Regions from separate parts of the Homo sapiens genome. Here region 2 is linked to region 1. Evidence: read pairs that join two places in POLR2A ChIA-PET (ENCODE). Cell type or tissue: PC-9. All regions are shown on one strand. Region 1 overlaps MARCHF4 (membrane associated ring-CH-type finger 4). Region 2 has its middle 36 kb from the start of LINC01963.

The links. Peaks named below come from ENCODE experiments on the same cell type or tissue, not always from the same donor. Only the 100,000 strongest peaks of a DNase experiment are listed, where the experiment ranks them.
Region 2: POLR2A ChIA-PET joins it to region 1 with 6 read pairs; 2 of 35 experiments call an interaction of 5 or more read pairs at or near these places.

What each region holds. Positions count from the first base shown.
Region 1 is chr2:216,314,145-216,319,144 of GRCh38, reverse strand. The region is part of intron 1 of MARCHF4 (membrane associated ring-CH-type finger 4); the gene reads left to right. It overlaps MARCHF4-AS1 (MARCHF4 antisense RNA 1), which reads right to left. Exons shown (of 3, transcript XR_001739877.2): 2 at 997-1,067. Among named protein-coding and RNA genes, the nearest start is that of MARCHF4-AS1, 13 kb to the right of the region's middle. RefSeq lists enhancers at 1-437, 2,458-3,657. In PC-9, no CTCF peak of the experiment used is centred here; a DNase peak (open chromatin) is centred at 2,984; H3K4me3 peaks cover 1,740 bases; H3K27ac peaks cover 3,194 bases.
Region 2 is chr2:216,250,277-216,255,276 of GRCh38, reverse strand. No RefSeq gene overlaps it. Among named protein-coding and RNA genes, the nearest start is that of LINC01963, 36 kb to the right of the region's middle. In PC-9, no CTCF peak of the experiment used is centred here; no DNase peak of the experiment used is centred here.

The DNA.
Region 1 (5,000 bases):
GTAGAAACAGGGTTTCACCGTGTTGGCCAGGCTGGTTTTGAACTCCTGACCTCAAGTGATCCGCCTGCCTCAGCCCCGCAAAGTGCCGGCATTACAGATGTGAGCCACCGCACCCGGCAGGTAGATTTGTTTTAAGGTAAATATATTTCATATTCCAGAATTATTTCAGCAATCACAAATTCTTTTCTTTTTTGAAAAAAGAAAAGAAAATCCATAATCCTACCTCCCCTACATAGACTGCTTTCATTTTTGTGTGTCCCTTTTCTGAAATCTGTGTCTTTAAAATCCCCTAAAGAAGTAGCTTTGATGATTTTTTCTTAGTCACATCATTAAAGTTTGGGGGTGAGGAAAATCTCTTTAGCTGTAAGCGCTTTCTGTGTGTTAACCCAAAGTCCCATCATGACAGCAAGGCCCTGGGCAGTGGAGCCCCTGGCACCTCTCTGATTTCATTTCCTGCCATTCTCATTCACGGCAGCCTCTTTTCTCACATCAGCCTGCTCCTACCTCAGGGCCTGTGAACTTGCCCTCCTCCCTGTCTGGTCTTCCCTCTGATATTCACACAGTTCACTCCCTCACTTCCTTCCAGTCTCTGCTCAAATTTCATCACCTAAGGCTTTCCCTGAACCCCTCTGGTACTTTCCATTGCTCTCCATCCCTTTATTGAGATTTAATTATCTTCATAGCACTTATGACCCCCTCCCATATATATTTTGAAATTACCTGTTTATTAAAGTCTATCTTGTCCTGCTGGAATGAGTCCCCTGAGAGCAAGGGCTTTGTTTGATTTGTTCACTGCTACATCCCCGTCCCCTACAGCAGTTGGCTGGCCTGGGAGGGGCGTTCGTTTGCCCGCTTAAGGATGCTTTCTGCTTCGGCTCCCTTTCCCTTACATTTTGCTCAACAGAGGTGGTGAGGAACTGCCTGCTTCCCTTGCTGTAACATTCATTTAAGGATGACCTGTGCCAAGGTAAGGAAAACTTAGATCGAGGCACTAACCTGCAGAACCTTGAGAGTAAAGACATGAAGGCAACTCTGTTTTCTGCTGGTGACTTGAATCGAGCTTCCTGCTGTAAGAAGGAAAGATTCTGCAATGAGCAACATGCTTTCATTTCCACAGCTTGTATCTAAGATCAGCCTCGGAAGCGCTGGTTGCATTTGCTTGGAAGAACTCTTGTTTTCCTAGTAATCTTCACACCTACTCCCTTTACCTTCTCAGTGTCAGACAGCTGGCACAATGGCTGAGATCTTTCTATTGTCCTCCATCAGCACAAACTGTCCTGGAATTGCAGAATTCTCTGATAGTCAATGTGTCCACTGTTTACTCTTCCATTCATATCCTTCACGCCATCACCACACGACCCGGTCATATGCTTTCTCTACTTTACCCGCTTATAGAGAGGTGTAAAAAAAGCTTGCTTTAAAAGGATTAGGGGCTGGGCATGGTGGCTCATGCCTGTAATCCCAGCACTTTGGGAGGCCAAGGGGGGTGGATCACTTGAGGTCAGGAGTTCGAGACCAGTGTGGCCAACATGGCGAAACCCCATCTCTACTAAAAATACAAAAATTAGCCAGGCGTTGTGGCTTGTACCTGTAATCTCAGCTACTTGAGAGGCTGAGACATGAGATCACTTGAACCCAGGAGGTGGAAGGTTGCAGTGAGCCAAGATCACACCACTGCACTCCAGCCTGGGCGACAGAGTGAGACCCTGTTTCTAAAAAAAAACAAAAAAGGATTAGGAAGCTGATGTTGCATGTGGGCACCCAAATTGGCTCCTCATGGGAGGAGAGGGGGTTTAGTTGGATTTAATGTTTTAGAGCCCAACCTTCCTGCTGCATTTCCCTGACAAGATATGATAAAAGCTAAATACACATAAAAATATTCCCATTACCCCAGAAACTTCTATGAGATAAGAAAATAACACTACCAACCAATGGCTCTGCCATAAGATAATTGTCCAGCAATGTATCACTGGAGAGCAGGTCCTCTATAAAGACGCCAATGAAAGAGTATGGCTTTGGGGGGTGGGGGCACTCATATCAGGCTTGGACTTGACAGGTTCAGAAGCCCCTTCCAGACCAGCTTGGGCTGAAGAGGTTAGAAGGTTGGAGAAGGTTGGAGAGTGCTCATCCTTTCCCTCCCTTGCAGGCAGTCCCCCTCTCCCACCTCATCCCATGCTGGTCATGCTTAGATTACTCAGACGTCCGTAGCCACTCCTGTTGAGCAAAATGTAAGGAATTCCCCCTTGGAGTCCTCTGATGTGCCCAGTGACTAGTCTCTCCTCATCCCTTATGCCAGGATTCTCAAAGTAAAGTGCACAGATCACCTGCTTCTCAATGACCTGGGGTACCTTTTTCAAAATGCAGATTTCTGGACAACACCTTGGACCTGCAGAATCAGAAGTTCTGGGGGTGGGGCAAGAAGTACATAGCAATTTAGGAACTTCTGTCTCAGTGTTCAGTTTTTACTTAGTACCTTGACACTACTCTTAGTTCCTGGCTCTACTGGTATAATTTTGGGATTTGGGGGTGTATCTATTTTTTTGTGCCTCAGTTCTTCTGACCCTGTCCCCGCACCCCTCTCCCGCCCCCCATTTCCCAGGACTGTGGACCTATTTCATTTCTTCAAGAATGAAATTTCCTTCTTCCACTATGCAATACCCCGTTCTAGAAATTTGCCTTTCATCTCTTTCCTTGAATCAGAGAGCTGCCCTGTTTTTGCAAGATTTTGCAGTCCTCAGCAATTTTCCCACATGTTCAAGAGGGACTAGGAGGAAGATAGGGCCTCCGTTTTAGAAAGGGGCGTGAGCAGGCAGGGACCCCACAGCAGGAAGCACAATTAAGAATGTTCTCAGCAGGAAGGCTGCTCTCCGGGAAGCACAGAGAGCTATCAGGACAAGTGACCTTTCTAATCATGCCTGACATTTCACAGCCTCGAAGGCGGAAGGACTGCCCTTATTCCGGAGGCGCAGTGTCGCGCTGTGTCACCCCCAGACACCTGCGTCTGAGCTGTGGTGACTCGGCCTCCAACCAGGCGATGAATCAGAGCAGCAAAGGGCTTTGTTTCCCTGGGAAAAGAGAAAACATTGAGCAGAGGGCTTATGTGGATGGTGACTGTGTCTAAACCAGGGATAGAAAGACCCTGATGGAGGATGTCGCCTCCCTTAGGGATTAGCCCTGCTCTGGAGGGCTCCAGTGATGCAGATCAGACAGACCTGCTCCCAGGAAGCGAAATAGATGGGATCCTCTTCCAGTTCCTTCTGGCCTAAGGCGACTGGGATGACTCACTTTTTACCCATCTCAGTAAGAAAACAGCTTAATTTTTTCTTAGTATAAACGGTAATGCACACTCATTCTAAAAAGGTCATATAAAATATAAAGATATAAAAAGTAAAAGTTACATGTAATCTCATCGCTTAGAGAAATCCATTGTTAACATTTTACGGACATTTCTATGCATATATATGGTATTTTAAAACGAAATACAGTCCCATTGAAAGTGCTGTTTTGTAAGCTGCACTTTTCTACTCAACATCTTGAAGGCATTTTCATGTCAGTAAAATATAAATTTAACAAAATTCTTCTTAATAACTTCACTGTATTCCATTGTATGAATATAGTCTCCTGAGGTTGTCTCTGATTTTAAATCATAATAGAATATAGTATAATGAACATCCTGATAGTTAAATTTTTCTGCAGAACTGAGGGTGCTTCCTTACAACAAATTCCTAGCAGCAGACTTGCTGAGTTGAAGAATATGTGTATTTTTAAAGCCTTTACTCTCTGTTTTCTAGAAAGGGTTATACCAATGCACATTCCCACCGACTAGCAGAGAATAGAATACTTGCTTCTCCATACTCTCCTTGATTCTGTGAATTACCATTCTTTTAAATCTCTGCCACTATCAGGAGTAAACAATAGCATGTCATTATTGTTCTAAGGTTTATGTCTCTATTTACTAAAGAAGATTTCCAATATTTATTGATTATTTGTGTTTCTTGTTTTGTGAATTTGCTTGACCTTTTTCCCCTTCTTTGGGAGTATTAAATTTTCTGATATTTAGTTTTAAGTACTTTCAATCTAGTAAGGACAATAATATATTGACATTCAAGTTATAATGATTTTTACCAGTTTACCATTTGTCTTTAGCTTTATGTGGTCTCTGCCATGAAGAATTTAAAAATTCTGATGTCGTCTGACTACTGTGGTTCCAGCTTTTTTTGGAGTCACATTTAGAAAGGGCTTCTCTGTTCCATGGTTGTAAAAATATTTATCTGTGTTTTCTTTCTAGCTCTGTCACCTCTCATGCTCTTCTTACCACTTGCCCTCTCTGCCTGGAATGATCTTCCTTTGCTCTTCAACCGAGTGGCTCCTTCTTATTCCTCAAATCTCAAATTAAATACCATCTGCTTAGAGAAGTCTTTCCTGGTTACATAACCTAAAGGAGGTTTCCCTAACCCTGGTCTTCTTTCTTTTAGCATCCTATTATTTTCCTTTTTAACTTTTATCAATAATTGTAGTTACAGGCCAAGCACGGTGGCTCTTGCCTGTAACCCCAGCACTTTGGGAGGCTGAGGCAGGTGGATCACTTAAGGCCAGGAGTTCAGGACCAGCCTGGCTAACATGGTGAAAACCCATCTCTACAAAAATACAAAAATTAGCTGGGCGTGGTGGCGTGTGCCTGTAATCCCAGCTACTCAGGAGACTGCAGTGGGAGAATTGCTTGAACCCTAGAGGCAGAGGTTGCAGTTAGCTGAGATTGCACCACTGCACTCCAGCCTGGGCAGTGGAGTGAGACTGTCTCAAAAAAAAAAAAAAAAAGTAGTTACATCATTTGTCTACTTATTTAATATATGCACCCCTAATTAGATTGTAAACTCTATGGAGGGCAGAAACCATATCTGTTTTTCATTTTAAGAACCTAACCTAGCAACTGGTACACAGTAGATGTACAAAAGACATTTGTTAAAAGTCATTGCATGCTAAATCCATCTAGAATTTAT
Region 2 (5,000 bases), 64 kb after region 1:
ATCTGGATCAGGTCAACCAGGGAGATTAGAATGTGAGAGATCTACAGGAAAGCTTTGGAGATTGGGGTAAATACAAATAAATGATTTATGTCCCCTACAGAAAAAAAAGCTGAGTTTACATGACAATTCTTGCTGTTATATCCAGATAATATCATGGTTGAATGAAGCCTATATAATAGCGGGTTGGTTATATTTGAGAACAATGGAATTCTGAAAGGGCAATAGGAATAGTTCAATCATATTTTTATGGGGAAAGAGCCAAGATTCATATAGGTTCACAGAGGCCTCTCCTCCCAATTAAAAAATAAAAATAAAAAATTATCCTCTTTGGATATTAGACTTTTGGCACTGGTTCCAAATGAGTGGTGTGGAGTGGCAGGTTGGGGGTTCTAGTCACAGTCCACAGCATTTAGGAGAACCCCACAAATATGAGGTCTTGTCCCTACCTCTCAGGAAAATCAGGTGTCACCATCTTAGAACATAGAAACTCCAAAATCATAGAATTGTTTTAGTCTCTATGAGATAACTGTTATTTGTTTTGCCTGTGAGATCCGGATGTATGGCAGAGGGTAGGGGCATGGTTTGATAGGACCATAACCAATTTCTAAGGATAATTGTGTGTTCGTAAGCAGAATTTCTTGTATTGTGGAGGTGAGAGGGCAGCGGGGGTGGGAGGAAAAACGCATATTGTATTGTTCCTCGCTACCTTTCCTCAAATTATCCTGCCACAGCATTGATGCAGTAGTCCCAAAACCTTCTCCCCACACTTTCTCACCCCCCTTATTGGTAGAATAGAATATGGAAACTAGGCAATCCTTGGGGTGCTGTGGACAGTAGAGTGAAACTCCGGAATGACTCCAAGTGTGAGGAACTGGCCTCGTTCAGGGTCTGGGCTGCCTTGGCTGGTGGTCAGTGGGCTAGCTCAGTACCTACTCATCCCACCATGGGCCCCCATCATGGGTCCTCCCTCCTCCCACATCTACTCCTCACACAGCCCATCACAGCGCTGAGAATCCACTGGCTTTCTTCCTGCCCAAGCCAACCAGTTGAGGACTGCAGCATTCAATATCCTCCTGGCTCCCAACCACAGTTGGTCGAGGTGAGTCCCTCTTCTTTAAGTGTGTTACCCATAACACGTACCAAAACGTCTCCCCATCGTGCTCAGGTCCAGCCCACGGGCTCAGTAGATGTTTAGGGAGGAGGAGGAGCCGTGGCTCAGGAGGGTTTAGGGTTATGGATGAAAAGAGAAGCAGGCTCACCCGGTGCCCATGCTGTCATACCTTTCGAGAAGGAAAAGTCCTAAACACAGCAACCTCAGTGCCCTTGGCATTGGCCAAAGTCTGGCGCTCTGCCATTTTCTGAAGTCCAGCCCAGCAAGGAAAGCACCGTGCCGGATGCTGTTGGCACCTTGGCATAGAACACCTCCAAGGTGCCCATGGGTCTGAGGGGCCCTCTCCCACAGAGAGGGGACAATCCACTAAATGAAAAAGTAGAATGCTTGGGCTCTGCATCTAATAATACAGAGGTGGATTTATTTTATTTTATTATTTATTAATTATTTGTCCAAGGTGGTTGGGTTTTTCCAACCCCATAAGTTGGAAACTACTGTTATTCCCATTTTTCAGGGGAGGAAACTGAGGCCTGAAAGGTTAAGCACGATGCCTAAGGTCATACAGCTATAGACGGTGGCACGGGAATCTATACCTCAGCTGTCTGAGGCCATACATTGGGCTGCTAACCTCTGCGTTTTACTGCCTCTCAGCAAAGTGGAAATGCATTTAAAAGGTTTATCTGATTCAAGAGGCAAAGAAGGAAGTGTATGAGGCCCCCATCAGCCAGATGTAACCGAGATGTCTGTATGTCACATGTCCTTCAATGTCCGCTAAGGTCAGCTCCAACCTCTCCATCCCTCCTTCTGTGGGAAGATTGATACCTTCAGCAGTTTTTCTAATAATTCAGACCCTAAAATTTTTCCTGGTTGCCTCCTACTCCGAAATCCAGACTCCTGAACTCCGGGTTTCCGTTTTCTGTCTTAGAGCTATTTCTTTATTTCAACCCTGTGTTAAACCCAAATGTTGGACATGATTCCTCCTCCTTGATTTTCCATTCCATCTTAAATAGTATCACTTACAGTTGTGTATAATTTAGTTTTATCAGGAAGTCAGAGGTAACTAGAAGTTTATTCATATAAGAACCTGTGGTGAGAAACTGCAATATGGAAGTTCTTGCCAGTTGGGTACCTCAAATGTAAATTAGATAAAACCACCTTCAAAAACCCCGCTGCCTATTTATTAGACTCTGTTACGAAGCTCAGCATTTTTCATAAAAAATATTTCTCATGAAAGAGCTTGGCAAGCTTATGCTTATTAACCATAAATAAGCAAGCGAACAGTATTTTCTCTTCTGGGAAATTTGCATTTTTAAGAGGAGGTAATTCTTAAGCAAGGGGAGTAATCCCATAAGTGGTGGACTTTCAATCATCAGCGGGCAGGTGGACAATTGTATGGTGTTCTTTTAGCCAGGAGGACCACAGCCATGTATCTGCATTTGACACACGGGTACACACACAGAAAGACATAAGCACAGAGAGTAACAAATGCATTCTCCAAAAGGTGACATGGAGTCAAGGCCTGTTGACTGAGCAGCCTGTTGGTTTTCTCCTGGAGGATCACGACTCCCAGGCAATAGATGGAGAGGGGCAGGAAGAGGCCTGTCTGTATCAGGCCCTCTAAGCTTGGTAATGTTACGTGGCTGGAGCAGCCCCTTTTTCCACAGGTTAGAGTTGGGATACCAGCTCTTATGTCCCAGGCAGTGATCCTTCCAAAGGGTGACTTGTTGAGAGGGGAACCCTCTGCACCCTCCAACACAGGCTGCTATCCCTCTTCCAAGAAGAAATGCAGAAATCGTAGAGCTGCCACTGCCCTGAGCATGCTGAGAGGATACACCTGTCTGCTGAATTATGGTGACTTTATTGTAAGTCCTAGTCCCAGCCTCAAAAGCCTCAAGGCTGAGACATTAGCTCACGTTGTCCATCGCTCCTCAAATCATTTCAGTGGACACTGTTGCTTTTGTCTATTCAGCACACAGTGACCCACCCTCTTTCCTATGGGAAACTCATGCCATATGGTTTTGGTAGGGCTGAACCACTAAAACCACTGTAGCCATAGAAATGAGACTGTGATCCAGGCTGGATAGTCAAACGTCTCTTATTTCTGTGTCCACAGGGGTTGATTCAGAAATTGGTGTGTGAGGCCGGGCGCGGTGGCTCTCGCCTGTAATCCCAGTACTTTGGGAGGCTGAGGCAGGCAGATCATGAGGTCAAGAGATGGAGACCATCTTGGCTAACAAGGTGAAAGCTCGTCTCTACTCAAAAAAAAAAAAAAAAAAAAAATAGCCTGGCGGGCGCCTGTAGTCCCAGCTACTGGGGAGGCTGAGGCGGAAGAATAGCGTGAACCAGGGAGGTGGAGCTTGCAGTGAACCGAGATTGCACTACTGCACTTCAGCCTGGGCGACAGAGCGATACTCCGCCTCAAAAAAAAAAAAAAAAAGACGTTGTCCTCCCTGGGACTTATCCATCAGGGCTAGTGGGAGACACAGTTTCCCTCCACTAGGGTTGCTAGCTGCACATCTGTGTGTCAGGGAAAATAAAAGATCCCATCTTCTGCCACCAAGAAAGCATCTACCTTCTGAATGTGGTCAAGACATGGAGACAAACAAAGCAAAGAGCAAGAGAGAGATGGTCCTGCCTCTCCTGGACCCACTCATGACTAAGCCAGCTTCTCCACTAGATTTCCCAGGACATTAGGCAATCAATTTCATTTTGCTTATATTAGTCTGAGCTGCATGCATATCACTTGTAACCAAAATTTTTTCAAATTATGAATACAAAGCTTTCCTTATATCCCCATGACAAAACTTTGTGTTAAATCCATGGTGCATTGGTTGGGAGACCAAAGACTGTAACAGGTTGCCTCCCTTTACTATTGAGTAGGGCTCAAGGTGGCTTCCTGGCAGCATTCACAACTGTTATTCTCCTTTAATTCTTTCTTTCTTTCTTTCTTTTTTTCGTGAAAGTCTTGCTCTGTTGCCCAGGCTGGAGTGCAGTGGTGTGATCTCAGCTAACTGCAACCTCCACCTCCCGGGTTCAAGTGATTCTTGTGCCTCAGCCTCCCAAGTAGCTGGGACAACAGGCACACGACATCACACCTGGCTAATTTTTGTATTTTTAGTAGAGATGGGGTTTGTCCGTGTTGCCCAGGCTGGTCTGGAACTCCTGATCTCAGGTGATCCACCTGCTTCGGCCTCCCAAAGTGCTGGGATTACAGGCATAATCCACTACACACCTTGCCTCCCTTAATTCTCTTTGTGAATCTGTTCAGTTATCAAATGATAAAATAGAAAGACAATATGCACAGACACACACGCAGAGAGTGTTCTCTTAAAACATTTCTTTAGATTACACTGGGGAGACAAAGAAGGGACCTAAAGTGAAAAATAGGTAGATCTCTCATCAGAACTCTGATCTAAGGGCTTAGGAAGGGGCAGGATCCAATTATGAGGGCTTCAGGACACCAGGATTCAGAATGGAAGATATGAGGCAAAGCACAGTGCAAGACCTTGATCCACTGGCCACAGTCAAAGGGGTTCTCCATTACCCCTGGTATTGCCCATGATACAGCCCCCCAACATGTGCCACCTTACTGCTACTATTATTGTTTTTCCTGGATTAAATAAGCTACCATGGGTGTCTGACTTTAAAAATGGGGACCTATGGAAGCAGTCAGAACCAGGTCAGAATCCCTTGTGAACATGGGCAAGTATCTTAGCTTTTTTGGTCTGTGGTTTCCTCATCTTTAAAATAAAGATAATTGGCCTCTGAAGACCTTTGTAATATCAGAGATAATGCATATAAAGTAGGCAGTAAATAAATAATTGCTATTATCATTTTTTATTGTTCAACAGAGTAATAGGAAAGTTGTATCATTACCATAGCATATAAA